4 separate regions of the Homo sapiens genome follow, and all the other regions are linked to region 1. The links are chromatin loops, found by intact Hi-C in ENCODE. Cell type or tissue: adrenal gland. All regions are shown on one strand.

The links. Hi-C counts contacts between places; a loop is a spot of excess contacts. Peaks named below come from ENCODE experiments on the same cell type or tissue, not always from the same donor. Only the 100,000 strongest peaks of a DNase experiment are listed, where the experiment ranks them.
Region 2: a loop joins it to region 1, with 2.7 times the contacts of the local background. A loop is called at or near these places in 25 of 110 quality-filtered maps.
Region 3: it touches region 1 in a loop (4-fold over the local background); 88 of 110 quality-filtered maps call a loop at or near these places.
Region 4: it touches region 1 in a loop (2.4-fold over the local background); 2 of 110 quality-filtered maps call a loop at or near these places.

The regions. Positions count from the first base shown.
Region 1 is chr21:26,714,216-26,722,215 of GRCh38, reverse strand. No RefSeq gene overlaps it. Among named protein-coding and RNA genes, the nearest start is that of ADAMTS1, 130 kb to the left of the region's middle. In adrenal gland, CTCF peaks have their summits at 4,881 (motif pointing right), 5,936 and 6,143 (motif pointing left); DNase peaks (open chromatin) are centred at 6,225 and 6,265; H3K27ac peaks cover 966 bases.
Region 2 is chr21:25,785,469-25,793,468 of GRCh38, reverse strand. No RefSeq gene overlaps it. Among named protein-coding and RNA genes, the nearest start is that of GABPA, 54 kb to the right of the region's middle. In adrenal gland, a CTCF peak has its summit at 3,173; a DNase peak (open chromatin) is centred at 3,088; H3K4me3 peaks cover 901 bases; H3K27ac peaks cover 594 bases.
Region 3 is chr21:25,877,046-25,885,045 of GRCh38, reverse strand. It overlaps APP (amyloid beta precursor protein), which reads left to right. Exons shown (of 18, transcript NM_000484.4): 18 at 3,275-4,496. The coding sequence ends at 3,376. Among named protein-coding and RNA genes, the nearest start is that of GABPA, 150 kb to the right of the region's middle. In adrenal gland, a CTCF peak has its summit at 3,064 (motif pointing left); a DNase peak (open chromatin) is centred at 3,065; H3K27ac peaks cover 315 bases.
Region 4 is chr21:26,569,079-26,577,078 of GRCh38, reverse strand. It overlaps CYYR1 (cysteine and tyrosine rich 1), which reads left to right and starts at 3,793. Exons shown (of 4, transcript NM_001320768.2): 1 at 3,793-4,211. The coding sequence starts at 4,139. CYYR1-AS1 (CYYR1 antisense RNA 1) reads right to left here. Exons shown (of 4, transcript NR_135515.1): 4 at 7,827-8,000. In adrenal gland, no CTCF peak of the experiment used is centred here; DNase peaks (open chromatin) are centred at 3,958 and 4,058; H3K4me3 peaks cover 3,801 bases; H3K27ac peaks cover 3,776 bases.

The DNA.
Region 1 (8,000 bases):
GAATGTATACACACACACACTATGAGTTTCTTGGGGCTCTGTATAACAAATTGCCACCAACTTAGTGGCTTAAGACAGCACAAATTTATTTTCTTATATTTCTGGATGTCGGAAGTTCACAGTCAGTCTCCCTGGATGAAGGTCAAGGTGCAATCAGGGCTGGTTCCTCTTACAGATTCCAGGGGAGAAGATATTCCTCTCTCTTGTTCAGTTTCCAGCGGCTGCCTGCATTCCTTGGCTCATGACCCCTTCTTAACATTACTGCAACCTCTTGCTTCCATGGTGCTGTCTGCTGCAGACTCTAATTCTCCCTCTTATGAAGACCCCTGTGGTGATTACACTGGGCCCACTGGAATAATTCAAAATAATATTCGCATCTCAAGATCTGTAACTTAATCACATCTGCAAAATCCCTATTGCCATAAGGTAACTTACACAGGGATACAGGGTCTAAGAGCTGAATATCTTTGCGGGGCATAAGTCATCCTACACACACACACACACACACACACACACACACACACACACACACAAGCAAACATTAACAAATAAATTTTCTTTATCTTTTGTGTTACAAATGTAACTATTAAAATTACAACAGAAACCAAATAACTTCCAAGTTTTCACGATTAAAAAATAAATGCCATGGGCACTTAATAGATTGCTTTAGCTTCTAATAACAATGAAACATTTATCTAAAATATCTATAATAAGGGCCTCAGAAGACTTCATGAATATTATCTTAATTTTATTCTTGCAACATCCAAACGGAAGTGCAGTTGTCAGGTATTTTTTGATAAATACGTTGCAAAGCATAAGCTTTTGAAATAAAGGAGGTGACTTATTAAAATGTTCTAAGAATATCTGATTTACAGATGACTTTTCTTTTTTTTTTTGAGATGGAGTCTGGCTCTGTTGCCCAGGCTGGAGTGCAGTGCCGTGATCTTGGCTCACTGCAACCTCTGCCTCCCAGATTTAAGCAATTCTCCTGCCTCAGCCTGCCGAGTAGCTGGGATTACAGCCACACACCACCATGCCTGGCTAATTTTTGTACTTTTAGTAGAGACAGGGTTTCACCATGTTGGTCAGGCTGGTCTCGAACTCCTGACCTCAGGTGATCCACCCACCTCAGCCTCCCAAAGTGCTGGAATTACAGGCGTGAAACACCATGCCTGGCCTACAGATAACTTTTGATGTGGAGAAAATGAATAGGTATCTGATACTCAGCTCATGGCTTAATTGCAAGTACCTAGATTAAGTAAGCAATTGTGATTGCCTCCTAACTTTAAAAAAAAGTTGCATAATATAAATCATATACGCTATCTTTGTGTTTAGCTTCTCATTACGAGTCATGTTTCTATGTCTTATTATTTCTTAAAGTCCCACTGAGATCCTAACAGACTGTAACAGAAATGCATGTTACATGTAGCTGAGCATTTAAATTCAATATCAGTTATACATTTGAAAGAAAATTAGCATCCATTAGTTCACATAAAAATGAGCGTCTTTCCACCAAAACTTTAGACATTTCTTAATGATTTGCCCTGTTATACTATAAATTCCTGCAATCAAGTGACCTTATCTCATTCCTCTTGGTGTCTTCCTACAATATTCCTGCCAATACTTACATTAGATCAATTCTGCCGATAACTTCAGAATCTAGAAAGGTCAACTTTATTTCTTTACATGCTTCTTCTAAATCTGCTCCTTTTCCTTTAGCATTTTCATGATGTCTCCTAACCAACTGTTAACCTGTAACTGAGATGGTCTTTCTTTTATTTTTACTTCTAATTCTTACCTACCCATTTGAAATGAACCTGTTAAAATGGTTGTCCCTGAAGTAGCATTTCCCTTTACATCCTACAAAGATCCACAGCTTCTACTAGAATTATCGGAGTGTTTGTGCATGTATGTATGTGTGTCTGTGCGTGCGTGTATGTGTGTATATGTGCAAATTATCTTTCCAGTTTGGAAGGCTGGTGGTTGCATGTAGGCATATATTTTCATAGGCTCTCATTTCCTGAGGCTTTACCATTTGCTTTAGAGATTAGGGAATGCCCATTCCAAAAATAGCCAAGTTCTTGGTGCATAAAGGATGTTTTTATCTGCCAGCCACCACTGCCCAGGCTGCAGTTCAGGCTTTCTCTTCTTCCTGTCCTCCCGCTCCTCATGTCTTTGCCAGTGTGCCAGAGCTCTGTGGGTGGCCCGCTGTCATCACTCTGCACCTGTCCCAATTAGCAGGCCTGAGACGCCGCCAAGGCAGCTTGCGTGCTGTGGACTAGTGCGTTGTGTGACCTCATGGCTGGCAAGGCAGCGGCTCTATGGTATGTGGTGTCTAGACGCCATTTGTTGGGCCTGCCCGGTGGGCAAAAGCTGTGTGTGGTATTGGAGGTTTCCCACAGCTGTGTTCACAGGCTGAAAAAGACTCACCAGAGGCTGGACAGCTGGGACCAGGTCATCCATCTCAGTGCCCTCAGAGTTCATCACGGGCCTGACACATGATAGGTGTTCATAGATCTTTGTTGAAATTACAGTGGTTTAGGGCAATATTGATTTTCAACTGTTGCCACAAAATCTGGGAGAGTGTTGAGATGAAGAACATGAATGCTGGAGGCAGAAGGACCCTGGGTTCAAATTCTGACTTTGCCACTTTCCAGCCATATGACATTAGGGAGGTGTGACAATGACCCCATGTCTCAGTTTCCTTATATTTTATGGGGACACTAGTAGCCCCATCTTATAGAGTTGTGATTATTAGAACAGCTTATTCTTGAATAGCTCTTAACACATAACCAGGCATGTGCCTAAGGCTCTAGAGATGCTACACTTTTCATAATCACCACATTTCATCTGCAGTCGCCCGCCAGCCTGCCCACTGTCATCATTTTCTCATTCTGATGTTCTACATATGTGACATACCTTAAACACTACCTTTTTTTTTTTTTTTTTTTTGAAACAGAGTCTCTCCCTGTCGCCCAGGCTGGAGTACAGCAGCGCGATCTCGGCTCACTGCAACCTATGCCTCCTGGGTTCAAGCGATTCTCCTGCCTCAGCCTCCTGAGTAGCTGGGATTACAGGCGCGTGCCACCACACCTGGCTAATTTTTTCTTTTTTTCTTTTTTTTTTTTTTTGTATTTTTAGTAGAGACGGGGTTTCACCATGTTGGTCAGGCTGGTCTCGAACTCCTGACCTTGTGATCTGCCCACCTCAGCCTCCCAAAGTGCTGGGATTACAGGCATGAGCCACCATGCCCGGCCTAAACACTGCTTTTAAAATATTACTAGTAAATGAATTCAGCAAAACTATTTCTTTCTCTTTCTGTGTTAAAGGTTTTAAACTGGCTGTTAGGAACATGTTCCCTGAGATGGGGCATTACCGTCTTCATCCTCTTTGCAAAGACAGGGGGAAGGGACTAGGAGGCCTGGGACTTCCTTCTGAATCTTCTACTTTCAAGGAAAGGACAACAAAATACACAAATGTTAATAGACCACACACCTTTCTCCTTAAATTCAGGAGGTCTAGTGTGACTCATTTTGCTGTCAGAAGCTATTTTACTGAAGGTAGAAAACAATAAAATGCAATGGTGATATAATTTGGATATTTGTTCCCTCTCAAATCTCATGTTGAATTGTAATCCCCAGTGTTGCAGGTGGGGCCTCGTGGGAGGTGTTTGGATCATGGATGTGGATTTCTCATGAATGGCTTAGCACCAGCCTCTTGGTGCTCTTGTCGAGATACTGAGTGAGTTCTTGTGAAATCTAGTTGTTTAAAGGTATGTGGCACCTCACCCCCGACTCTCTCTCTCTCCTGTTCTGGCCATGTGCCTGCTCCTGCTTTGCCTTCTGCCACGACTGTAAGTTTCCTGAGGCCTCCACAGAAGCCAAGCAGATGCCAGCACCATACTTCCTGTACTGCCTACAAAACCATGAGCCAATTAAACCTCTTTTATAAATTACCCAGTCTCAGGTATTTTTTATAGCAATGCAAGAATGGCCAATTGAAAACCAGAACAGATATTATTTCGGAAGCAATAAGTATTAGCTAAAATTTAATGTGCCCTAAAATGTACCTACGAAGTTCTGTGACAAAAAGAAAAATAAGCTTATGGAAGTAAAAACAGATATGAGGGTAGCATTTCTTTAGGATGAAAAGAAAGGAGAAAGCATCTGTAGGGCCCATCTCGATGAAAGAACTCTGGTTGGCTGAGATGGCTCCAGGTTCTGCAGAAAGCTGATGAGAATGGAATTTTCCATTTTCCAAAGCAAGTGATAGTGAGCTTTCCTTAGGTATTGATGGGATCCAGCCTCCTTCCTGCATACTGCAAGAGAAGTGGGAGTGGAGATTTGAGGCTTCTGAAAATAGAACTAAATTAGTTTCACCCTCAGAGCTGTAATTTCCTATCCCCTTACCCCACCTACACACACACACACACACATACACACACACACACACACACACACACACACACACAGGCGCGCACACAGGCACCTGTCCATTTCATTTCCTTCTGGACTATATGTGCAGGTATTAATTGTGTAGTATTAATTTATTGTGTAGAATGACTTAGGAAACGTTTCTACACAAAGGGTAAAACCTTCAGGGTACTAACTTGGGGTTCATTTTGGTCACGTTTTACCAGATGGCACCAATGTCAATTGCTGAGTCTCTGGTGTACCCCGAAATCTGGCTTCTGAAGCCACCAAATCATATCTTCTTGGTGAATCTATATACACATTATGGATAATTTCACCATCAGCAGCAGCAGTCTCTTTGTCTTCCAAGGACAAAAAGAGAAGACAACTTTCATATTAACATCATTAAATAAAAAGTTAAAAAGTAAATTTCCTTATTCAACCACAAGGTGGAGCATTTAACCCAGAATCAGCTGCCACTAAATCTGTTCATAATATTTTATTTTTATGCGAGCATTTTTACTGTTTGGGGAAGGGATCTAAAGCTGAAATAAAAGAGAATATTGTGTCTTAAAAATCTTAATTTTAAATAAAACCCAGCAATCTATGCTTGAATACGATTTTCTAAAAAATGAGCTGCATTAGAAAAGATCTTAATGGTTAAATTGTAAGCAATCCCAGATTATTTGATGTACCAAGTGACAGATTTATGTAAGCCCACAGCTTCAAATGGACAGATTTGTAAAATGCAGGAGTTATAAATAAGAAACCTAGATTTTTTTTGTTGCATTCAAATTGACTCGAGAAACCTAATTCATCTGTCTCCTTAGACCTAAATTTTTACCACTACATTAATACAAACCAATTTTCATTATTATATTTGTTTGAAGACTACCTTTAAAGGCAAGGCATAATATGTAACACAAGTGAGAAAACTCCTTCCAAATCAAAGGTCTTAAAAAGGATGACTTTCACCTAAGTTGATGACAGTTAAATGAAAACAAATTATAATGTATTTTGAATGTGCTTAAAACACAGGTTGCAGTTGACCTGTTCTCTTGTATATAAAAAGAACCAATAAATTTAAGTAAGAGTTATTGCCTTATACCATGAAAACTACACAGGGCTTTGATCATGTGGTCAGGAGTAAGTTCCAGGAAGGATCTTACCAACTCAATGTACAGTTCATGTGTTTCCAGAAATACAAAGAAGGATGGGGATCGCAGAAGTCACATTTTGTGAGATGGAGCCAGCCGCACTGGGTGCCTCCTGGTGATGTCTAAAGTGAGTATTAACAGCATCCTCAGAAGAACAACAGGCATTCTCAAGGGACTTTTGTAGAAAGGGTTCAATTGGACATACAAAAGTGGGGGAGGGCAGGGAAAGTGGCAGGGCTGTCTTAGCTAGGGAGGCGGTGGGGACATCGTGAAGTGACTCAAAGCACAGGTATTGGTGCTTTCTTTTTTACTCAACTTTTCATCCAGGTGTCTTTGCTTTCACCTGCTTCTACAGGATCATGATTCTCTAGGAATTATGAGCCCATTCTAAGGCTGAACCCTGCCTTAGTCCACAGGTAGGCATCACTTCTGTTTGAAAGGAAAGGTGTAGGTTACTGAAAGCAAGAGGCACGCACAGATGAAGGAGAATTCCTATAACTTCCTAGCACAGGGATGCGTGGCACTCCTTGGAGACTGGGGCGTCTGCAGGCTTTGCTGTGGTGCCACCTAGTGTTGACAACTATCATTGCAGTTTTTTGATGGTACTGGTTCTGATGCTGACCACCGGCTGCTAGTCCCCGAACTGCCAAGCCCTCCTTCATCTCTGCAATTTCTCTTAGATCAGAGAAAGTGGAATGACCCAGCTTCCTGGGCAGTAGAGAGGACCACAGGCACATAACAGAAAGTGAGACAGGGTTTGTTGAAGAAAAGATGTATTGCTTAGTTTTACAAACCTTTTATCTTCTACAAATACTTTGTTGTAACAAACAGCCCACCTGATCACCAACTCCACTCCCATTATCATAAGAACATGCGGAGGGGCGGGGGGACACTCAGGTCTTTAATCTACTTGATTTTTGTGACTTCCATGGAGTTACTTGAGGCACCACCTCAAGGGCCTAAAGCCACACTCTCAGGCCCTAGGTCGCTGGCTCCATGGCAGGGATTCTCCTCCAACCCCAAGAGAAAAGAGAAGCAAATAAGTAAAAACAGCTTTCCCTTTTGCATGTTTGACTTGCAGCCATTTGTATGTGTTTCCTAGAACTCCTGTAACAATGTACCACAAACTGGGTGGTTTAAAACAACAGAAATTTACTTTTGCACAGTTCTGAAGACTAGAAGTCCAAACTTAAGGCACTCATAGGGGCACACTCCCTCTGAGTCTTTGGATAGAAATATCAGAGGCTTTTGAACCAGAGTGACTCTATCTGGAATAGGGGCTGGGTAAAGTGAAGCTGAGACCTACTGGGCTGCATTCCCAGGAGGTTGGGCATTCCAAAGTCACAGGATGAGATAGGAGATCGGCACAAGATACAGGCCACAAAGGCCTTGCTGATAAAACAGTTTGCAGTAAAGAAGCCAGCTAAAATCCATCAAAACCAAGATGGTGATGAGAGTGACCTCTGGTCGTCGTCACTGCTACACTCCCATCAACGCCATGATAGTTAACAAATGCCATGGCAATGTCAGGAAGATACCTTAAATGGCCTAAAGAGGGGAGGCATGAACAATCCACTCATCTCATTGTTTAGCGTGTAATCAAGAAATAACCATAAAAATGGGCAACCAGCAGCCCTCGGGACTGTTCTGCCTATGGAATGGCCATTCTTTATTCTTTCACTCTCTTAATAAACTTGTTTTCACTTTACTCTATGGACTTGTCCTGAATTCTTTCTTGCAAGAGATCCAAGAGCCCTCTTTGGGGGTCTGGATCTGGACCCCTTTCCAGTAACAGAATATTTCCTTGCCTCTTCCTAGCTTCTGATGGCGACCATCAATCCTGTCCAATCCTTGGCTTACAGCTACATGGTTTCAGTCTCTACATCTGTGCCCACCTGGTGCTCTCTCCTTGTGTGTTTCTCTTGATATAGTCTTCCCTTTTCTTATAAGGCATCAGTCATATTGGATTAGGGCCCATCCTAATGACCTCATCATAACTTGATTACATCTGCAAAGACCCTATTTCCAAATAAGGTCACATTCTCAGGTACATGGGATAGGTCTTCAAAGTATCTTTTTGGGGGTCACAATTCAACCCCTGACCATTCTACCATTTTGGCTGAGAGGTGTCCAGTGCAAAATCAGAAGTTTTTAGACATTTCTTTGTAGAATTTATATAAATTTTCAAAACATTTTTTGCTCCAGTAAACTAATTTTGTTTTCTCTGGAGCTGAGGCACACAAGTCAATACAGTTATCTCATGCTTGCCAACAAAGCATCCTACAAGACATTTAACAATTTTTGAAAAGCTCTACAGCAAGTTAGGGACAAAAGTGCTCTCTTTATCACACTCCCTTCCAAACAGAACAAAACAAAACAAAACAAAAACTTCAGAGCAACTCTATAAATCATAACAGAGAACAATGCTGTT
Region 2 (8,000 bases), 930 kb after region 1:
TTTGGATTGCTAACTTCCAGAATTGTGAGGAAATAAATTCCTGTTGTTAAAGCCACCTAGTCCATAGGACTTTGTTATGGCAGCCTTAGAAAACTAGAACATTGTTATTGTTTTGTAATTTTACCCTTCCATGAAGTCCCCAAATCTTGGGAATCTCATCTCAATTCATTAGGGGCCAGTTTTGTCTTGCACATGGGGAAGCAGGGGTCACATAAGCTTCTTTTGTATCTCTCTTCACACAAAGTGGGCAACACATCAAAATTTGCTGAAAGCTTGGGATACAGAAAAATATCCCCAGAAAGATCACCAGGGAAATTCTAGATGAAGAAAGTGCTTCATCATGGTCCCAGCAGACAAACTGAAAACTATCTTACTCTCAATATTAAAATCAAATTTGACGAACAAGATTCATGTTGACAGAATTTACTTTACAAGGATGATTTTCCTTTGTAGTGTTTATTCTGTCAACAGGTATCAACCCTTCCTCTCTTTTTTTTTCGTTTTCTGTTTCACCCTTGTCATGACTATTATCCCCCGGACTCAGGGAATTTTCTGTCTCTCCTCTGTGGCTTGAAGTTACCACAGCAGATACCAGGAGTCTTCCTAGCCACGTAATCAAGGAATTTCATTCAAGGTCCATTTTCCATCATGTCCTGGTGGAGTCCACAGAAACCTGGGTTCTCCCTGTGCCTTTCAACTCGTTTCAGGCTGGCTGTGGTGGCTCACGTCTGTAATCCCAGCATGTTGGGAGGCCAAAGTGGGAGGATCACGTGAGCCCAGGAGTTCAAGACCAGCCTGGGCATCATAGGAAGACCCCATCTTTACAAGTAATTTAAAAATTAGCCAGACGTGGTGGTGCACACCCGTAGCCCCAGCTACTCAGGAGGCTGAGGCAGGAGGATCACCTGAGTCTGGGAGGTTGAGGCTGCAGTGAGCCTGTTCACACTACTGTACTCCAGCATGGGCAACAGAGCCAGACCCTGTCTCAAATAAATAAATAAATAAATCTCTTTTAATTAATGCAAATCAAAACCACAGTGGGATACCATCTCTCACCAGTCAGAATGGCTATTATAAAAAAGTAAAAAAATAACAGATGCTGGTGAGGTTGCAAAGATAAGGGAATGCTCATATACATACATTGCTGGTGCTCATGTAAATTAGTTCAGCCACTGCAGAAAGCAGTTTGGTGATTTCTTAGAGAACTTAGAATTACCATTCGACCTTAGCAATCCCATTATTGGGTATATAATTAAAGGAATACAAATTATTCCACCAGAAAGACGACATGCATGTGCATGTTCATTGCAGCACTATTCACAGTACCAAAGATGAGGAATCAATCTGAATGCTCATCAATGGTAGACTGGATAAAGAAAATGTGGTACAATATAGCATGGAATACTATGCAGCCATAAAAGAAGAATGAGATCATGTTCTTTGCAGAAACATGGACAGAGCTGGAGACCATTATCCTAAGTGAACAAAGGCAGGAACAGAAAACCAAATACTGCATGTTCTCACTTATAAGTGGAAGCTAAGCATTGAGAACACATGGACACAAAGAAGGGAACCACATACACCAGGGCTTAGTTGAGGGTGGAGGGTGGGTGGAGGGTGAGGATCAAAAAACGACCTATCAGATACTATGCTTATTACCTAGGTGACAAAATAATCTGTACATCAAACCCCCTTGAAACATAATTTACCTGTATAACAAGCTTGCACATGTATCTCTGAACCTAAAAGTTAAAAAAAAATTTCATTGCCTCAGTGGCTGTTTTGAGAGCATTAAGAGGCTATGAGAGCATTGAGAGGCCCATTTTCCCCCTCTTCCTACCCATCTCAGACCCATCTCATTTCCCCATGAAACTCTGCCTCATACTTCTGTCTGAGCACTCTGAGCCCTACCAGCATGGTCCTTTGGCATCCAGAGCTGTTGGTGGCGCTGAAGGACTGAACACTCCTGCTTTTTCTCAGGCAGAATTCCAATGAAATGTCCCCACACTGATCACTGTTATTGGTTCATAGGCATAAAACAGAAACAAGGATTCTTAGTTGGTGTGTATTGTACCAATGACATCTCACAATCTTGCCTTGAATTTCTTTCAGCTTGGCAAAAACCTTTTCTTCACTGGGCATCCAATATCTTACTATAAAAAATTGACTTATAGATCCTGAGGCAAAACTTGGGTTAAAAAAATGAATTTAAACAGGTAACATTATCTACCTTTAGACAGAAAAAAAAAGAATAATCACTTTCTAAAACAAGGTTAAAATGCAAATTATCTTAATTAGAAAAATCACCCATTACAGAAAGTATAACAACAAAAAACAGTCCTAAATGAGATCCTCCTTGAAAATCATGGTCTTATGGAAGGAAGTTTCATAACAGAAAACATTTGTGTAACCTCAGCTCCAGCATTTTCCATTTGCAAATATCACAATATGCTCTGTGGGGAGTGTTAATGAATACATCTGTTTGCCTCCTTGCACAGTTGAATAGTATCTGAAAACAGATCTGTTTTCACATTTCAGAAAGATATCCAGTAAGTTTGTGTTGATGAACAGTGTTAAGTTACATGAGTTCCTTTACCTTGCCGTTTAAACTAACACTAAGATACAGGAGTCCCTAAACAGCTGCTAAAACTCAGGGACATATTATTTACTTTGGAGCCATAAAGTACCCAGGCAGACATTTTTATCCCAACATCTGTTAATTTTCACTCTGAACCATTACCACTCCTTTTCATAAACAGCGTTGTCCTTGCTTTGGACTTCCTCTGTTGTCTGTCGTGACTTCCTGTAGGGAGAAAGATGGTGCAGGAGCCCAAAGCTAGAAATTTAGCCCCAAGAGGTTCATTTACTACTTCTACAGAGCAGAGAAGCCATATGAAAGTCTGTAATTACTGCTACCTCAATGTATTGCTGCAGTTCAGAGCATAGGAAGATCTGTCATTGCAAAGAGCAGCAGTTTCACAGCTTCCAAACTCACGATGGCTTTGTGTGTTTGTTTTGCTGACTCATAGAAGATCAGGTAAATGCATTCACTCAGCCCCTCTGATTCCAGATGTGGAATCCTGATGTTCTGCCATGCTCCCATTCCCATTTTAGCCTTGCCCCCAAATACGTTTCCTCTTGATTTGGCCACATTATTAGATTTGTATCCTCCTTCCCCCGCTGCTGTATGCCACATGTGTGGGATACCTTTGCCATAGTGACATCAACTGGAACAAGTTGGAACTGAAATCTCTAAGCATCACAGAACCTCCCAGATTCACATTTTTTTCTACATGACTTAGAAATACCGCTGTAATAATCTCTGCCATAAAAATAATCCCAGTTGGATTTGAAAATAGACTTTGCAAATTCCAACATAAATAAAAATAATTTTACAAGTGTACACTAATGGCCATGAGAACTGGCTAGTCCATATATTTAGGCTCATACTTTGGAAAACATGCTGGCAATAATGATATGAGAATGATTCTTAAGTTAACTCTCAAATTTTTAAGAAGACTTCTACATAAATTCATATGAATTAATAGCCAGTTAATACTTATATTTTTTTATTAAACTTTACTGAAATATTCATTTACTGGGCAAATATATATTTTAAAATCAGATTTATGTAAGGCACTAATAATGCAAGATGGTTAACATATTTACACAAAGTTGTATGAATCTTGGGTGTTCCCTATCCCCTGGGAATTTACAGCACAACCATTAGGTTAGTGCGAAAGTAATTGTGGTTTTTGCCATTAAAAGTAATTGCAAAAATCGCTATTATTTTTGCACCAACCTAATAGATAAAACCCATTTACAATACAATTGGATAAAATCTCTAAAATATAGACTGTGTTAATTGCCATAAAAGAATGCTACAAAAATTCAGATGAAGGAATCAGTTAGCATTTTAGTTGGAATTTGAAGACTGGGTACAACTTTTAAAAAATTGACATATAATAGTTGTATATATTTTGGGGGTATATGTGATATTTTGATACACGCATATAATATGTAATGGATCAGATTTTAAAGTAATGGAAATTAACAATAATCTATTACTTTTTATTCCCAAAAGTCATTTTAAATTTTATTCTGGGACTAGGCTTTGCTGGTTTGTTTTTTTTTTTTTTTTGGGGGGGGGGGGACTGAGTCTTGCTCTGTCACCCAGGCTGGAGTGCAGTGGTGCGATCTTTGCTCACTGCAACCTCTGCCTCCTGGGTTCAAGCACCTGCCTCAGCCTCCCCAGTAGCTGGGACTACAGGTGTATGCCACCACACCTGGTTAATTTTTTATTTTTAGTAGAGACGGGGTTTCACACCTTGTTAGCCAGGCTGGTCTCGAACTTCTGACCTCAGGTGATCCACCTGCCTTGGCCTCCCAAAGTGCTGGGATTACAGGCATGAGCCACCACGCCCCGCTGGGACTAGGCTTTCTTTTTAAACTTTGTCAGGTAGGATCAGGGCAGCCTTTAGTCTCTAGCATTCCGAGTACTCTATGCCTTATAAGGTTTTCCTCTCTGGCTGGTGGAAGCACAACCATTACTTCTCCTGTGTATGCTCTGAGGATTGTTCCCTGTGCTCCTGTCACGTGGCTCCTTCCCCAGCCTTGGGTAGGATCCTCCCGTGTATATCTACTGACCAGGTCTCACTGGACAGCCCCAGGGGAACCCTTTGCAGATCTCCCAAGCTTGATCTCTGTGCGATTTTTTTCTCTCTGCTCTGTGAACTCTAGCTGTCTTGGCTTCCCAGTGGTTTCTACTCTCTCTGCATGCTGCAACCCTGGAATCTCAGTTTAAGCTGATAAATAAATGAGACTTACCTCATTCTGGTTATACCATCTTAACCATAAGTGGGAGTATGACTACAGTGATCTATTTTTATAGTAGAAATTGGAATAAGCAAATGTGTTAAAAATCCTTTTTCTAGAGATAACGAATGTGTATTAGTGAATTGTCCTCCGATTCTTTAACACTTATATGCAGATATACTCAAATAAATACACACCCAAACACAACTTAGACGTCTGCAGGAAGGCTTTCCATTCCTTAAGATTTACATTTCCTAAATCTAAAACTGGGTAGATTTTTGGTTAATTGCCTCCAAACTCACCTTTTCAATGCATTTTTATGAGAGGCACATGTGCAGGTGGCGATAGTGGACATGGAAGGATATAACTACTATACTCTGAGCGTTTGCGTCTCCCTAAAACTCACATGTTGAAACCTAGTCACCAAGGTGATGGTGTTAGGAGGTGGGGCCTTTGGGAGCTGATTAGGTCATGAAGGCAGAGCTTTCATGAATAGGTTTAATGCTCTTACAAAATTGGTCCCAGACAGCCGGGCGCGGTGGCTCACGCCTGTAATCCCAGCACTTTGGGAGGCCAAGGTGGGTGGATCACCTAAGGTCGGGAGTTCAAGACTAGCCTGACCAACATGGAGAAACCCCGTCTCTACAAAAAATACAAAATCAGCCGGGGTGGTGGCACATGCCTGTAATCCCAGCTACTTGGGAGGCTGAGGCAGGAGAATCGCTTCAACCTGGGAGGCGGAGGTTGTGGTGAGCAGAGATCGTGCCATTGCACTCCAGCCTGGGCAACAAGAGCAAAACTCCATCTCAAAATAAATAAATAAATAAAATTGGTCCCAGAGAGCTGTCTTGCCCCTTTAACCATATGAAGACCCAGTGGTGAGAAGGCGTCATCTATGAACCCGGAAGTGGGTCCTCACCAGACACCAAATCTGCCAGCACCTTGATATCAGACTTTCAAGCCTCCAGAACTGTGAGAAATAAATGTCTGTTGTTTATAAGCCACTGGTTAATGATACTTTGTTATAACACTCTTTGACATATAGTAATGTCAACATCTTAAAATTCCACATTTGACATTAATCTTGCTGAAAGATTCTGCAATGCAGGCTTCATAGGCATAGTGCTTAGCTCTCCTCCCTCATTTTATGGGTAAACAATGACAAAACAACAAAATCTTATTTTACTATACAGAATGACTCAAGTCTCCTCAAACCCCGTCTTTAAATTCAGCTCTAGGATTTCCTTCAAATATCCATGTTATGAAGTTTCTGAAGAGAGTAAAAAGGTCTGTTAGGGAACAGCATTCACATTTTTTAAGTTACCTGTGGTGTAAAGATCACATATACATAAATACATGTGATTTACATATATAGATACTGATGTATGTATTCTTCAAACCGAAATTTATTTTTAGACAGCTTCTCTCTCTTGTTGCCCAGGCTGGAGTGTAATGGTGTGATCTCGGCTCATTGCATCCTCCGCCTCCCAGGTTCAAACGATTCTCCTGCCTCAGCCTCCCAAGTAGCTGGGATTACAGGCGCCTGCCACCATGCCCAGCTAATTTTTTGTATTTTTAGTAGAGATGGGGTTTCACTATGTTGGCCAGGCTGGTCTCAAACTCCTGACCTCAATCCACCTGCCTCGGTGTCCCAAAGTGCTGGGATTACAAACAAGAGCCACTGCACCCAGCCCAAAATGAAATATTTTAATACTATATCATAACTTTTTGCTTTTAATAAAATGTTTAAAATTGGATTTTACAAAGAAGTAATAAAAAAGGAAATAAAATGTTATGTTATTTCATATGCCACATCATTTTTAATGGGCTAAACTTTTATGAGCAAACAATACCCACTCATAAGAAATTTGGAATCTTCGTAACTTCTCACAATGACAAAAGCCACTGTGATAGATATTGAAATTAAATAATATATTTTGAAATAATCCAAGTGTGCAAAATAGGAAATGACAAAGGAACTTAGTATATATTTAAACTGAATTATAATAAAAGTACGACATTCTAAAATGTATTTGATGGAGCTGAAGCTATGTTTAGGAGAAATGCACAGCTTTAAATGTATATAGTAAAAAAATTCTTTTTAATGTATTGTTTAATTTCCAAATCATTGGGTATTCTCTACGTATCTTTCTGCTATTGATTTCTAATTAAATCCCTTATAGTCAGAGAACATACTTTGTGTGGTTTTAATCCTTTTAAATTTATCAAGACTTGTCTATGGACTCAAATAAGATTTATCTTAATAAATGGTCTGTGGATTCTCAAAAAATAAGTAAATGTGTTAAACCAGTGACATAAGTTTTCACGTTAAGCCAGAAAGATATGATTACATTAAACCCAAACAAGAAAGAAAGCAATAAAGATAAAAGCATAAATCTGTAGAGAAGACAACAAATAACAGAAAATTAACAAAGCCAAAAATTAATTCCTTAAAAAGATCAATGAAATTGATTCATCCCTAGCAAGACCTTTTTTTTTTTTTAAAAGAGACAAACCCAAATTTCGATGTCAAGAATGAAAGCAAGATATACCACAGATTCTATAGACAATGGATAATAGCAATTTTATGCCAACAAATATGACAAGTTGGATGAAGTGGACAAATTTCTTGGAAAAAGAGTCAACTTGTCCAAGCTGACTTAAGATGAAATTGAAACTCTTAATTTTCCTATATCTACTTAAGAAGTGTAATCCACTAATAAAAAAGTCTCCTCACAAAGAAAACTCCAGGGCTAGATGGTTTCACTGGTGAAGTCTATCCAATATTTAAAGAAAAAATAACAATATTATCCAAAAATGTTCAGAAATAAGAGACAAAAGAAACACTTCCAACTTAGTTATGGGGACAGCAAAAACCCACAGGAAAGCCTGACAACAAGAAAAGAAAATTACAGACCAGTATCTCTTATGTTTGCAGACAAAAAACCAACCTTCAACAAAATACTTGTACACCGAATCCAGCAACATGCCAAAATAATACATCAGAGCCAAGCCGGGTTCATTACAGGAAAACAAAATCAGTTTGTGATTCAAAAATCAATCAACATAATTAAACACATTTAAAGAATCATCTCCAGAAATCCATCTGAGTACCTATGCATTTGTGATAGGTGTTTATAATATAATATTTACTGATAGGGCAGGGTGCGGTGGCTCATGCCTGT
Region 3 (8,000 bases), 840 kb after region 1:
TCAGTGGCAAAAGGTAATAGGATTATCAAGTAGCAAAACAGAAGCCAAGAAAAGACAGGAGAGTTAGAGGTCTGGATTGTGCACCAGCCTTGGAGCCTCGCATCTCTAGCAGGGCACTCTTAAGCGTTAGGCTTTGGAGTTTGAAGAGGAGATAAACCTATCAAATTGCCAGGTGTTCCCCTGCCCTTGATGCATGCAAATGATTGTTGACAGCCAGTGTGATGGTAGATGTGCCTCCTGGAAGAAATAAAAGTATAATATTCCAACAATCAAGCAGCATTGTGGCTTTTTTCTACAATCAGAAACATAGCAGCTTTGTGCTTGATCTCCTAAGCAAGATAATTTTTTTTAACCTGGGCATTCTTTGAGTTCTCAGTTTCGAGGTGATGGGGAGCAAAAATGATGCCCAAGTTCAAATGGCGTACTGCTGCAGATAGGCTGTCTCCTGGCACACAGATTTACAGAGTGAATGAAATCTCTCATTATTGGTGCTAATCTTTAACCATGGTTTTTAACTTACAAGTTGGAGGCTAATTACACAGTTACCAGTTAAAGCCAGGTGACCTCATTTGTTGACAACAGTGCACAGCAAAGGAAAGAGGAGAGGATAAGGAAAATATCTGTGATTTGCTCCCAGAAGGACAGTGAAGCTGAGCATCCATTTGAGCAGAGTCCTCTGAGTACTGGCCTTGGTCAGAGCTTGTTGGTGGGAGTGTGCTAAGGGGAGATGCCTAGGTCTGTCATTGGAGTAAGCTGAGGGTTTGGATGCAGGGGAACTCAGGCAGCTCTGAGCCACAGGGTGGTAGATGGGAGGGATTCACAGTGGCGCACAGTCTCTTCCATAAATGGAAACGTAAGAATCGGGGCACATGGCCATGGCGGCTCATGCCTGTAGTCCTAGTGCTACTTTAGGAGGCCGAGGTAGGCGGATCACCTGAGGTCAGTTTGAGACCAGCATGGCCAACATGGTGAAACCCCATCTCTACTAAAAATACAAAAATTAGCCAGGCGTAGTGGCGGGTGCCTGTAATCCCAGCTACTCGGGAGGCTGAGGCAGGAGAATCACTTGAACCTGGGAGGCAGAGGTTGCAGTGAGCCGAGATTGCCTGGGCAACAAGAGCAAGACTCCAACTCAAAAAAAATGGGCACATAATGGATGGAACATTCTGTCCCAAGGGATGAGGGAGCTGTATATCTACCTATTCCAGCTGCCTTGGGATTAGCCACTGGTAGTCATTCCACCTCACTCCCAGACTGAAAAGAGTCAATCACTTCATGAAGTGGGGCTATCCGAAGGGACCACAGGGGACCTGATTATACTGACAGATTTATTTTTATTTATTTACTTTTTTTGAGACAGAGTCTCCCTCTGTTGCCCAGGCCGGAGTGCAGTGGCACGATCTTGGCTCACTGCAGCCTCAGCCTCCTGGGTTCAAGCAGTTCTTCTGCCTCAGCCTCTGGAGTAGCTGGGACTACAGGCACGTGCTACTGTGCCTGGCTAAATTTTTTTGTATTTTTGTTAAAGATGGGGTTTCACTATGTTGGCCAGGCGTGTCTCAAACTCCCGACCTCGTGATCCACCCGCCTTGGCCTCCCAAAAGGGCTGGGATTTTGAGCCACCTCACCTGGCCTTTTTTTTCTTGGAGATGGAGTCTCACTCTGTCTCCCAGGCTGGAGTGCAGTGGCACAATCTTGGCTCACTGCAAACTCCACCCCCCAAGTTCAAGCCATTCTCCTGCCTCCGCCTGTGGAGCAGCTGGGATTACAGGCGTGCACCACCACGCCTGGCTAATTTTTGTATTTTTAGTAGAGACAAGGTTTCACCATGTTGGCCAGGCTGGTCTCAAACTCCTGACCTCAAGTGACGCACCCACCTCAGGCTCCCAAAGTGCTGGGATTACAGGAGTGAGCCACTGCACCCGGCCATATTGACAGATCTTTTAGTCTGAATTGTTATCAGCCAGTGTGGTCTAGTCATGACATATCTAGCTCCATCTCGAGACCTCATGTCTTACTGCTGACACTACATCCTCGCTGGTACTTTTTCTTCCTTGGCTTCAGGGGCATTGCTGTGTAGGCTCAGATCCATGCCAGATGGGGTGTGTAGGGGGAAAAGCTGCATAAGGGAGGAATGTCACTTGGCAACACTCAACAAGGGGGAATGGGCCTGCAGTATTCTCCCAGAGATGAATGAGCAGCCCATTCTAGGAAATATCCCTTTGAAGGAATATCTTCTCTATGGTACATCCAAACTTTTCTCTGGAAAACATGCCTCTTCATTCTGATGACTTTCTATTTATTCTCTTCATCTTACCATGGTTTTACAAAAGAGGAATTTTAACATACTCATTCAGCAGAGTTAAGGACCTCCTCTCTTCTGCGAACGGGGAGAGGTATAACAAATATAGTAAAACAAGAACAGCCACTGCCCACGTTGTAGGGGTAAGTACCCTGCCCAACCTGCAGACAGTAAATGCCACACACAGCTCTAACAGTGACAGGGGGAGAAAAACGTCTTCAGTTACTGGCCTGACCTTAGAGGTAAAGCAACATATTAACAGAGAGGGTCTGATTTTAAACTTTGAGCTGAACATACTTCTATAGTATCTTAATTCTCAGTTTTTAAAAAATTACATCATCTAGAATGGCGTCGTCCTTGCTCTTCCTTTTTTCTTGTGCCAAATAATAGCCCCCTTTGGTATATGTTATTGTTTTAATTGATTCTCAAACCTCTCCTTAACATTTTAACAAACATAAAATTTGATAGAAATGGGCTAGACTAAATTCAGCAGTCCAGGAAATCGAGTATTTTTCTACACAGATTTGAGTGTCACCCAAGATACAGTATACTTTGCTGAATCTCCCTCCATGATACTCTTGTGGTTTTATCTATTTTACCAAAACACTTCCACGTAAAACAGGCTTCCGTTGACTCTGTTTGTCCTTTATGGACCCAACAGGGGAGGAAAAAATACCATTGCACTGGGTTTATCCACTTACTGTGGAGTTGGGGAACCAGAAACAACCACTGGACACGTTGCAAGCGCGTCAAGGTTTCCACCGCCACCTGGTGGCTAGATGGAGCACAGCATCTGTGTAACTGGTGGGCAAAGGCGTTCTGCTCCAAGATGTCAAAGTGGGGGAGAAAATTATGGGTGTTCTGCAATCTTGGCAAAAGAAGAGTACTGTACTCCTTATCTTTTTACTGCTTCTCCATGTTCACCCTTAAAAGATTGATTTTTATTTTTTACTCAGCTCTCCTCTTGTTTTTCAGGTTGACGCCGCTGTCACCCCAGAGGAGCGCCACCTGTCCAAGATGCAGCAGAACGGCTACGAAAATCCAACCTACAAGTTCTTTGAGCAGATGCAGAACTAGACCCCCGCCACAGCAGCCTCTGAAGTTGGACAGCAAAACCATTGCTTCACTACCCATCGGTGTCCATTTATAGAATAATGTGGGAAGAAACAAACCCGTTTTATGATTTACTCATTATCGCCTTTTGACAGCTGTGCTGTAACACAAGTAGATGCCTGAACTTGAATTAATCCACACATCAGTAATGTATTCTATCTCTCTTTACATTTTGGTCTCTATACTACATTATTAATGGGTTTTGTGTACTGTAAAGAATTTAGCTGTATCAAACTAGTGCATGAATAGATTCTCTCCTGATTATTTATCACATAGCCCCTTAGCCAGTTGTATATTATTCTTGTGGTTTGTGACCCAATTAAGTCCTACTTTACATATGCTTTAAGAATCGATGGGGGATGCTTCATGTGAACGTGGGAGTTCAGCTGCTTCTCTTGCCTAAGTATTCCTTTCCTGATCACTATGCATTTTAAAGTTAAACATTTTTAAGTATTTCAGATGCTTTAGAGAGATTTTTTTTCCATGACTGCATTTTACTGTACAGATTGCTGCTTCTGCTATATTTGTGATATAGGAATTAAGAGGATACACACGTTTGTTTCTTCGTGCCTGTTTTATGTGCACACATTAGGCATTGAGACTTCAAGCTTTTCTTTTTTTGTCCACGTATCTTTGGGTCTTTGATAAAGAAAAGAATCCCTGTTCATTGTAAGCACTTTTACGGGGCGGGTGGGGAGGGGTGCTCTGCTGGTCTTCAATTACCAAGAATTCTCCAAAACAATTTTCTGCAGGATGATTGTACAGAATCATTGCTTATGACATGATCGCTTTCTACACTGTATTACATAAATAAATTAAATAAAATAACCCCGGGCAAGACTTTTCTTTGAAGGATGACTACAGACATTAAATAATCGAAGTAATTTTGGGTGGGGAGAAGAGGCAGATTCAATTTTCTTTAACCAGTCTGAAGTTTCATTTATGATACAAAAGAAGATGAAAATGGAAGTGGCAATATAAGGGGATGAGGAAGGCATGCCTGGACAAACCCTTCTTTTAAGATGTGTCTTCAATTTGTATAAAATGGTGTTTTCATGTAAATAAATACATTCTTGGAGGAGCACCATTGTGCTGGTGTGAATGATTCCATAGTAACAATCTTGACCATTTACTGACGTACAGACCAGTGAGAAGTCTTCGCATGTTGGGTACCCACACCTGTTGTGTCTTAATTGCAAGTCTGAGTAGGAAGTTGGGGCCAACATGTGTCTCCCAGTGCTGGGAAAATATTTCATAGACCTAATTTACAGTCTTTACTTGATCTAAAACATTTTGCTGCCATATTTTGGCCCTCAAGTTTGTCCCAAATGAGAGACAAAGGGAAAAGTTCCAGGGAAATAAAAATTAAGACAGCTGATTATCTGTAAAGCATGGTTTCTCATCCTGAACGCTACTAACATTTTGCAGGGAATAATTCCTTGTTGAAGGGAGTTGTCCTGACCAGTGTAGGATATTTATTTATTTTATTTATGTTTTTTGAGAGTCTCGCTCTGTCACCCAGGCTGGAGTGCAGTGGCACAATCTCGGCTCACTGCACTCCAGCCTGGGAGACAGACGAGACTCCGTCTCAATAAATAAATAAATAAATAAATAAATAAATAAAAGGAGGGCCTGGCACGAATGACATGCAGGGAAGGCAGTGAGCAGGTGGAGGTCCCTGTACTCGTTGTGGTGCCTTATCTACCAGGCGGTTGAGTTGACGTCTTTGTGGACAGAATTCGATTACAAAGGTGTCCGAAAGTCTCCAGGTGGGGGAGAGTTTTGTAGCGGGCATAATTTGGGTTGTAAATTGACTGTTGTCTCCTGAGCAGTCTCCTGGTGAGGGAGAGTTTCACTGGAGCTTTGAAACACATGTTAGACAGCCTTGCCCTGTAGGGAGTGTCTCGTGAAGGAGAGGTAAACAATTATAATTGCATTTCTAAAGGGCTAAGTAGGACATGGGAAACTGGAAAATGGAGAAAAGAAGAGAAAAAAATAGTAACTCATTCTCTTTTTCTTAGAAAAATGAGGATACTTGGTCACATCCTCACATGGTGAAGAATAAGATGGTCTCTTCATTTCCCTTCAACACTAGTCCCATCGTGAGGCTCTGCCCTCATGACCTAATCTAATCCTAACTGCCTCCCAAAGGTCCCACCTCCACATCCCATTATTGGGGATTAGGGTTTCAACATAGGGATTTGGGGGAAACACAAACACTCAGTTCATAGTGATATCTGACTGCGATTCCAAAGGTCTGAGGACACATTGGCCCTGTTGTTTTTGCTGTGTTGTCCTTGGCCTCAGGTGAACATTTTAGCTTTAGATTGCAACATTTTAAGCTAAAAACACTAAGCTAGAAAATTAAACTTATCTCGTCACATTCTGCATGGTGAACAAACTCAAAACTCACCTGAGTGTATCTTGTTTTCATGAGAAAAAATGACCGGTCATCTCCCTTGCCCTGTTAGGGACAGTTAGACATGACTGCTGTATGAAGATATGTACATGTTAACAATTCATATGTACAAGCTACTGTTCCATTTTGCCTGGCCCAAGGGGAGGTAGCTAGCTAGTTGGGGTAGCAGGGCGAATTAACCCTAATATAATAGTACATTTCTAATGCCACCAATGAAATGAAAACCAGCTCTCAAACATGGCACTATATGGGATGGCATTCCAAGGCCAACTCAGTTACAGTAACTACAGCTTTAACTTTGATCATTTTGTTACCAGAAAGGGGTCCCAATCCAGACCCCAAGACAGGGTTCTTGGATCTCATGCAAGAAAGAATTCAAGGCGGGTCCATAGAGGAAAAGGAAATGAAGTTTTAAAGAAAGTAGGAAAATAAAGAGTGGTTGCTCCATAGGCAGAGTGAACCTAAGGGCTGCTGGTTGCCCATTTTATTGTTATTTCTTAATTATTTACTAAACAAGGGCTGAATTATTCATGCCTCCCCTTGGTAGACCATATAGGGTAACTTCCTGATGTTGCCATGGCATTTGTAAACCGTCATGGCTCTAGTGGGAGTGTAGCAGTGAGGACAACCAGAGGTCACTCTCATTGCTATCTTGGTTTTGGTGGGTTTTGACCGGCTTCTTTACTGCAACTTGTTTTATGAGCAAGGTCTTTATGACCTGTATCTTATGCAGACCTACAATCTCATCCTGTGACTTAGAATGACTTAACCCTCTGGGAATGCAGCCCAGTAGGTCCCAGCCTTATTTTACCCAGCCCCTATTCAAAATGGAGTTGCTCTGGTTCAGACGCCTCTGACAATTTTAAAGCTAATGAAAAAAATGTCTAGCCAAATGTATATATACATACATATATAATTATGAAAAGATAATGCCTTATAATCTTGATTCTTAAATTGAGGTATATTGATAGTATTCTCCCAATGGTCTGGGGATTAATCAATAGGTAATTTATACAAAACTGAAGTGCTGCCAAATAGAATTATAGGAGTAGCTGCTGCGCAAAAAAGATTAATGAGATTTGGGGAGACTTTGCTGTGGCTAATATGATGGGTCAGGAAGAGTACAATCTCAGTACAATTTTAAGTTGTATTTATCTTATGAATAATTGGGCTATTCTTTCATATGCCCAAGGGCCATTTTATAGCTCTATATTTCTTTTGTGTTCTGTTTGGGGCTTGAAGTCTCTACTTCTGTATCGGGATTGCAATGCCTGCTGTCTTACTGTTTCCATTTGTCTGGTAAATTTTCGTTCATTCCTTTATTTTTAGCTATTTCAATTGCTGCATTTTCGGTGTGTATCTTGTGTGCAGCACACAGTTGAGTTTTTGCTATACGAGCCAATCCGAAAATAATCTTTTTTAATAGGCAAATTAAGCCGATCTAGTTTTGATATAACTACCATGTTTGATGTCAATTCTGTCATATTTTAGATTGTAATTGCTGAATGTATTATATTTACTGTGTCTATCCTCTTGCGTTTTCTTTTGGCTTATGAATTTTGTGTCTTTTATTTATTTATTTATTTATTTATTTATTTATTTATTTAGAGACGGGGTCTCACTCTGTCGCCCAGGCTGCAGTGCACTGGTGTGATCTCGGCTCACTGCAACCTCCACCTCCCGGATTCAAGCGATTCTCCCGAGTAGCTGGGACTACAGGCACGTGCCACCACACCCAACTACTTTTTTATTTTTAGTAGAGACGGGGTTTCACCATGTTGGCCAGGCTGGTCTCAAACTCCTGACCTCAGGTGATCCACCTGCCTCAGCCTCCCAAAGTGCTGGAATTACAGGTGTGAGCCACCGCGCTGGGTCTTGTATCTTTATTCTAATGGGTTGCTTTTATACTAATCTTCTGTAGTGCTCTTACTCCCTTTTTTTTTTTTTTTTTTTTTTTTTTAAGACGGAAGTCTGGCTCTGTCGCCCAGGCTGGAGTGCAGTGGCGCAATCTCGGCTCACTGTAAGCTCTGCCTCCCGGGTTCACACCATTCTCGTGCCTCAGCCTCCCAAGTAACTGGGACTACAGGCACCCACCACCACGCCCAGCTAATTTTTTTGTATTTTTAGTAGAGACGGGGTTTCACCATGTTAGCCAGGATGGTCTCGATC
Region 4 (8,000 bases), 150 kb after region 1:
CAAGCATTTAAAATTTCAGCATATACCTCATTCAGAGGTACTTTTTTTTTTAAAAAAAAAGAGATACCCAGGAAGAAAGTGGGGAAAAAGAAAGTTCAATAAAAGATGAAAACATTAGCTGCATTTTTCCACTGTTGAGATCATTTTGTATTCCATTTCTTATTTAACTATATATCTTAAAGATCTTTTCAACAATTTTAAACATTAGATATGAGTTCATAATGTGGATATACCCTAATTTACTTAACTGTTTTACCTCTGTTGTACATGTAAACTATTTTTTAAAATTGTAATAAACATTGTTCTAGATGTCATAGTGGATCAGAAATATTAATAAAATCTGATTTAGAAGAGGATTCTTGGATTGCATTCTTTATCTTTCAGTGGGTTAAAAATAGTTTCACCCTCTTCAATTCCAGGGTTGCAAATGAGAAATCTGATGCCTGTCAGATTCTCTTTTTCAAGGAAACATAAAAATTATATATGAAAATGTATATGATTTTAAATTTATACTTGTTGAAACTGGTCTCTAAGATATGTACATATTTGTGCTTCTTTTCAAAAAAAATTTCTCGGAACTAACTCACCATTTTAAATATGAAAATTCAAATTTTATTACAGCTCAGAATTTTAAAACATTATTTCTTTGACGTTTGCTTTTTCACTTTGTGTTTCTCTGGAAACTATTAGCCTGCACATTATTCCCATTCTTTGGGTTTTTATATTTTTATTCGTGGTTTCTATTTCTTTGTGTTTTTTTTCCTCTGTTATATGAAAAATACTCCTTATTTGATCTAACAATTTTTTTTTTCTTTTTTTGAGACAGAGTCTCACTCTGGAGTGCAGTGGCATGATCTTACCTCACTGTAACCTCTACCTCCTGATTCTCCTGCCTCAGCTACCCGAATAGCTGAGAGCTGAGACTACTGGTGCACACCACCACGCCCAGTTAATTTTTTGTATTTTTAGTACAGATGAAGTTTCACCATGTTGGCTAGGCTGCTCTTGAACTCTTAGCCTCAAGTGATACCCACCTCGGCCTCCCAAAGTGCTGGGATTACAGGCGTGATCCACCGCGCCTGGCCTGATCTAACAATCTAAGTTTTTTTTTTTTAATGTGACTATTTTATAATTTTTTTCTGTAAATTTTAAAACCTCAAACCACATTTATTTTAATTTCCAGGAACTCTTTTAGTTCCTCTGATGTTGTATTCTTAAGGTTTCTCATTCCATACATATTTGTATATACATCTTTTTTTCCTTCAAATCCTTTCTTTTAACTACCACAATTTCTTAAATGGCTTGCCATCTTTCTTTGCCTTTCCATGTCAATTGAGTTTGGTTTCCTGAGCATCAGCATACTTCAAGGTAGCAGCTCTGGAAGGTACACTTGCAGGCAAGCTTGCTCGACCAATCTGTTGAACTGTATGAGAAGTCTTTCTGTTCTCAAAAGTAAGCTGAAAGAGACTATCCTGACCAACACTGCAACTTCCTATGGGCCTCAGTGGCAACAGCCAGCCTCTTCCTGATCTGTGTCAAAAAGTGGGCGGGAGAAGCCCCTTCTTCTATCACAGCTACCAGCCCATCAAGGATCTGTATTCAGTCTCATCTGCAAAGACAATCATTTTTCTATTCCAAGCAGGCTGGATACCATTCTTCAGCTCTGCAAACACTGACTTCCATCTGTATCTTCTTCCTTCAAGACTCAAAGGGCTTGTATGCCTGGGATTTTCTCTAGGTTCCAACCATTGTCCCAGTTATTTAGAAATTGTGCTTCCCAGTGGAATGTTTTGATCAGGCTACAAGAATGACAGGACCTAGTGAACAAGTTCTTGAACACCCTGGATTAAATGTTTGAATTTTAACCTAAGGGCAACAGGATGCTACTGAGTGAGTGAACATGATGAAATCTGTAGTTTAAGAAGAAATATTCCAGCTTCAGTCTGGCAAACATCTCTGAAGGCAGGGAGGCTGAATATAATCAAGACTATAAAAGTCTAGATTAGGACAGAAATAGATGATAATTTAAAATGCGTTTGGGTGGTGTTCAGGTGGACAGATTAGGTGAACTTGGTGATAGATTGGCCAGCGAGGATGAGAAAAAAGGTGGAACTGATCAGCCTTCTTTAGAACATGGTGGATGGTTGGGCCTTCACCAACGTGTAAAACACAGTAAAGAGCTTAGCTTATGTTTATTTTGGGGGTGATGTTTCCTCCCACTCTCGTATTCCCTTGCAGCACTGCATTTACAGGAAAAAATTCCTGGAAGAGAACTGACTAAATTAAGTACATGTGTATTTGAATTTTCGTACATATAACCACACCGTTTCCCTTAAGAGTTCATTTGGTTTTGTATTTGGTTGGTTTGATACATGAAAAGTGATGTCTCACTGTCAATTTTATTTCTATATTTATATTTATTTGTTTTGTATGAAGTGTCTATTAATATCCTTCCTCAGTTATCTCTTGGTTGTTTTTCCTATTGATTTTTTTAAGCTCAGTATAATAATGAGATTAGGACTTTGCATTGCAAATATTTTTGCCAGTTAAATGTCTGCCAACTGGAAGTATTAATTCTTATTTAGTCAAGTTGGTCAATATTTTGTTTTATGGTTTCTGAGTTTTTTATAATGCTTAGAAAAGGCTTCCCTATTCCACAATTATTTGAATGTTATCCTCTTATTTTTTAATCTAATATTTTCATAGTTGTATCTTAAATATGTAATTCATATAGAACTGATTTTGATGTAAAAAGATAAGGCTCCACAGATGGCTATTTACGGCCTCAACACTTTTCACTGAGTAACTCATCATTTCCCCTACTACTTTACATTGATATTTCTTTAAACCATAAATTAAATTGCTGTACATACTCATGTCTACTTTTGGGTTACCTTTTCTCTTTCACTAAGCCTATCTATTCCAATGTTAATCTAAACTGTTTTAATTATTGTGATATTATATGTAATATCCCATTCATTATTCCCATTCATTACTCTTGTTTTAAATAGATATTCTTACATATTTATTTTCCATATAAACTTTAGAATCAGATTGGTTTGAAAAAAATCATGTTATTTTAAAAATTGGGATCAATTTTATTTCCAAATGTATATAATAATTTGGGGAATCTTGTTGTCTTTATCCTACTAAATTTTCTTAGTGAAAAAAGTATCTCTTTACTTATTCGTATCATTTTTTTTCCTTCATGCATAACATTGAGAACTTTCTGATTTTTGTTTGCAGGAAAGAAAACTATTGGTTTGCTAAACAAGAGCTTTATAGTTGATTAACTTTGATTTTCCATGTATACACGTATTTCATTTGCTAATGACAATTTAGCTTTCATTTTTCATAAATCTTTTTCTTTCTCTTGTTTAATTGCATAGGCCAGTAACTCCAAAACGTCAAAATCATAACGACAGTGTGCACTGTTGTGTTTTTTTTTTCTGAATTTACAGGAAAAAATAATAAACATTTTATCAGCTTTCAGCAGAGATGCCATACACTTTCTGTACTTCCCAATCCTGAGTTTTCTTCACTGTCACTCTTTGTCGAATACCTTCAACCCTGAAAATTCCTTCCCTTTGTTTAAAGATAAAAAGCAAAGTTGTTCATCCATTGCTTAGAAAGGAAAAATTGTAGTGGAGGCAAGGTTAAAAAGGAGCAGGCTGAACTCCATAGCAATCGCCAAAGCAAGGGGTTAGGAAAAGTTTCTTGGTCCCCTAGTCACTCTTTAGAAGGAAGAACCCGGGCTTGGGGAGGAGTCGGGGCCACCCCCGCCCCCTGCCCGCAGTCGTTGCCACCCGCGGAGATGAAATGTGAGCCTGGGTGGCCAAGGACGCCGGAGTGGCCGCCTTCCCCGCGCCTGAGCGCAGTGGGGCGAGACAAAGAGACCTGGGCCCCCAGCGCAGCCCGTCTCGGGCCACGGGCGCCCCAGCTCCGCGGAGTCCCGCAGTCGCTGGCCCGGGACGCGCCCGGCCCGGGCTCCCTTGGAAGGCTCCCTAGGCAATGGCCGGGTCTCTGCTCCACCCGGCTCTCAGGAGCGCTGCTCTCTCCATCTGATCGCCCTCCATCCTCCCCATTCCCTCCGGTTCCGGGCTCTCCCTTCGCTCCAAGCCTCAGGCCACCGGCTTGGATGGACGCTCCGAGGCTACCCGTGCGTCCAGGGGTCTTGCTTCCGAAGTTGGTCCTGCTCTTTGTCTACGCAGGTCAGTGACGGAGGGCGGCGGAGAGGGTCAGAGGCTCGGGGCTGCCCTTGGGTCACGGTCCGGGCTAACGTGGGTTGAGCTGGACGGACCGGGACCTTTGCAGAAGGACCTTTGCAGACGCTTCTGCCTTTTCCGCGAGGCGACGGCAGAAACCCGCGCACTTCCAGCCGCACGCGGTTTTGTTTTGTTCCTTTTCCTTTAACTTTTACCTTTTGCATTTCTTTTCTTTCCCTTTCCACCTTGGAAATAGCAGTCTCGTGTTTAGGGGATTTGACTCTCTGGATAGAGTAAACTATATCCAAATAAACTTATCTGGATAGGCTAGGCAGTGGCCTCTCCATCTTCTGCTTTCTAAATAGTCCTGGTTTTCCCTCTTGTGAATAAAAAAAACTTAGAGCTTTGTTTTCGTTCTTTGGGAGATTCACAAGTGTGGTAGACTGAGCTATTGGACTGAAGTCAAACACAAGGTTTTTGAGAAGCATGAATTCACCCAGGGTCTAATCTGTACAGGTTCGTTGATTTAGATAGACACTTGTTTATAAGAGAAGGGCATCTGGTTTCCCTTCTAATTATTCGTAGTAAGAACTGCTAATAATTAACGAAGCAAAGTGGGTTTTCTTGTTTGTGATTAATATGGAGCCCCAAATGGCCTTTCATTGGTTATTCAGGTATAAAGTGTCTTACACACGTGGTCTTTGCATCAGTTCATATTCACAAAACAATGCAAGCTAAAAGCAAAGTTCTTTGTAAAATGTTTTTGTGTCTCTAACGTCCTATGACAAAAATCGCAGGCTCACCCCTGAGCCTCCAATACGAAATGTATATATAGCACTGAAATTTACCTTTGATACTCAAAAAGATATTGCAACTGAAATGATGTTCTTCAGTGTTGCACCTGAGTATTAAAAGAATTGAATTTCTCATTCAACCTTGCTAGAAAAGAGTCACCATAACTTCTGTAGACATTTTTAGCCTGTTTATTGAAATGCAAATTAGTGGCTGTCTAGGAGTTACCATTTTAAAGATGTTTTATGGCAGGAAAAATGCTGACCTTCTAATATGAAAATTCATAAAAGTAGGATAAGTTCTTCGTATTTAATGAAGAGAATTACATTTAATCTGTTTACAACATTTATTTCTTTTATTAAATTTGTATAAGGTTTTCAGAATTTGAGGGATTAACAGAGTCAACTGCATTAATATTCATTTTCTATTGAAAAAATCTCTTTATTAGTTCTTTCGAAGTAATTATGCTTTTCACTTCCTCTGCTCGACAATATTTAATACTTTCACTCACACTTATTCAACCACTCCATTGAACCACAATTTTGTTTGTTTGTTTGTTTGTTTATTATATTCCCTGTGGTAAACTGAAAGCTTCTGCTTTACACATCTGCCCCCTCCTCCTGTTTCCCCAGTGCTAGGTGCCCAGCTCCTCAGGGCTCAGGAAATCAGCGAAGCTGGCCAGCAACAAGGGTGGTTAGTTTAGAAAGTTTTCAGTCCATTCATTTCTCTTCTTTGGAATCCCTCTATCATAAGCTACAAAGTAGTTGTAAGCCAGTGCTAAGTTGACTTACTATCTTTGCTAAGAAGTGTTTAGCTAATAAGCTCTTTGGTGTCAATTCCTGGACTTGTTATTCAGAGGCCTTTTTATGCTTTTCATATTCATTCAACTATTACTTACTGAGTGAGGTATGTTGAGCCGTAAGAGGTCATGTTCTTATCAGTCTTCTCTGGGAACTACGGTATGATCATAAGTTACTTTAAGGTATAAAAGGTTGTGTCATAGGAGAGGTAAAATCACGTGCTATAGATGTTCAAAGAAGAAAGTCTTACTGCTGGCTTAAAAGAGTAAGCTTCATGAGGACAATGTCTATTTTGTTCAGCAAAAAGATCAATCAGTATTTGCTCAGGAAAACTGAATTGAAGAAGACTTGAAGGAACTAGACCTTTGAAAAATATAGACGCCCTGAACCCAACGAGACGGAGTGGGATATAGTAGGATATCGTGTGATCAAAGTCAAAAATCAAGATCTGTACATGCAACAAAGGATATTTCAGTTTGGTTGGAACTAAGAGGTATGGCTAGAAGTAAGGGTTGAGGTTAGATGCTGGAACACCACAGAAGTCAAAATAGTTCATACTATTAAATGAATTGCCAGCTTTGTGGGACAAAAATCTAAGTAGATGCACTGCTCATAATCTAAATTATTTTCCCCAAAGCAAATGCATTAGATTCACATTTCATTTGGCTAAACAAATAAGAGCAAGGTTTCTATACCTGAAGCATCATGTTGTACTATAGAGTTACTTTTGGAAGGAGACCCAGTGAAGTGTTGATATTATTGTCTGACTCCCACTGCAGGCTACAAAGACAGGATTCGGTCAAGGTTTTACCTTCCGGGCCTCAGCCAGTAACTTCTGTCTCCTCCCTTTCCTTCCTCTCTTATCTTAGCTATAGCTTGCAAGGGCCATTTCTAAGCAAGTGCTTCAAGCCAGATACTGCTTTTCCTGTTCTGCGCATTCCTTAAGGTGGGAGGCAGGGTGAGTTGGGAGTCAGGGGTGAGTTGGGGAACCTTCTTCCAGACCACACCTTTCAGCAAAAAGTCATTGAAGAAAGTTTAAGTTGGCTGATTTTCAGGGATACTAACTTGGACATTAGAAGTAATATTATTTATCTTCTGAAGACAAATTGGAATGATCTGTTCTTTCTCCAGTGAGAAAAAGCTCCTGTATGGCGCAAACACTGATCTTTGTCAAATTATTCTCAAATATCCCAGAGAAAGCAACCAACATAAAAAAGGCTTTGAAGTGTGGTTGAAATTTCATTTTGGAGAGGTTGTGATTGTAAATGTATTTGCCATTCTGTTAAATCTCCCCTTTTGGGTAGTTTAATTCTGGGAAGTAGACAAGAGCACTGGAAAATGCCATAAAAACAATGACCAGTGTGTAACATGATCCAGATGTTTGCTGCAGGTATAATCCAGCTTCTTGGCTACAACATTTTGGGCTTGGTTTCCTGTAACGTTGGCTCAAAATATTTTGATAACACCATGTCTTTATAAAAGTAGTCACCGGAATGCAACGGTAGCAATTGAATCTTCGATATTGATGGCGAGTTTAATAAGATGTCACTGTCCTGGACATGGTTCAAAAGGCACCCATGACGTTACTTACACATTGGTTGTCCTACTCTGACGGAATAGTGGGGACATTAGCTCTCTCACAATCAGAATGGCTTTTATTTATTTATTTTTTGATAATTTCAACTTCTTTAATTTTAGACTCAGGGAGTACATGTGCAGATTTGTTACCTGGGTATATTTTGTGATGCTGAGGTTTGAGGTACAATGGATCCCGTCACCCAGGTATTGAATACAGTACCCAATAGTTAGTTTTTCAACCCTCCCCACTCCCTTTCCTCCCTGCTCTAGAAGTCCCCAGCATCTGTTGTTGCCATCTTTATGTCCGTGAGTACCCAGTGTTTAGCTCCCACTTGTAAGTGAGAACATGCGGTATTTGGTTTTCTGTTCCTGAATTAATTTGCATAGGATGATGGCCTCCAGTTTCATCCATGTTGCTGCAAAGGACATGATTTTATTCTTTTTTTTTTCTGGCTGCATAGTATTCCACGGTGTGTATGTACCACATTTTCTTTACTGAGTCCACTATTAATGAACACTTGGGATGAATCAGTCTCTTTACTATTTTGAATAGTGCTGTGACGAATGTACAACTGCATTTGTCTTTTTGATAGAATGATTTATTTCCCTTTAGATAGATACCCCA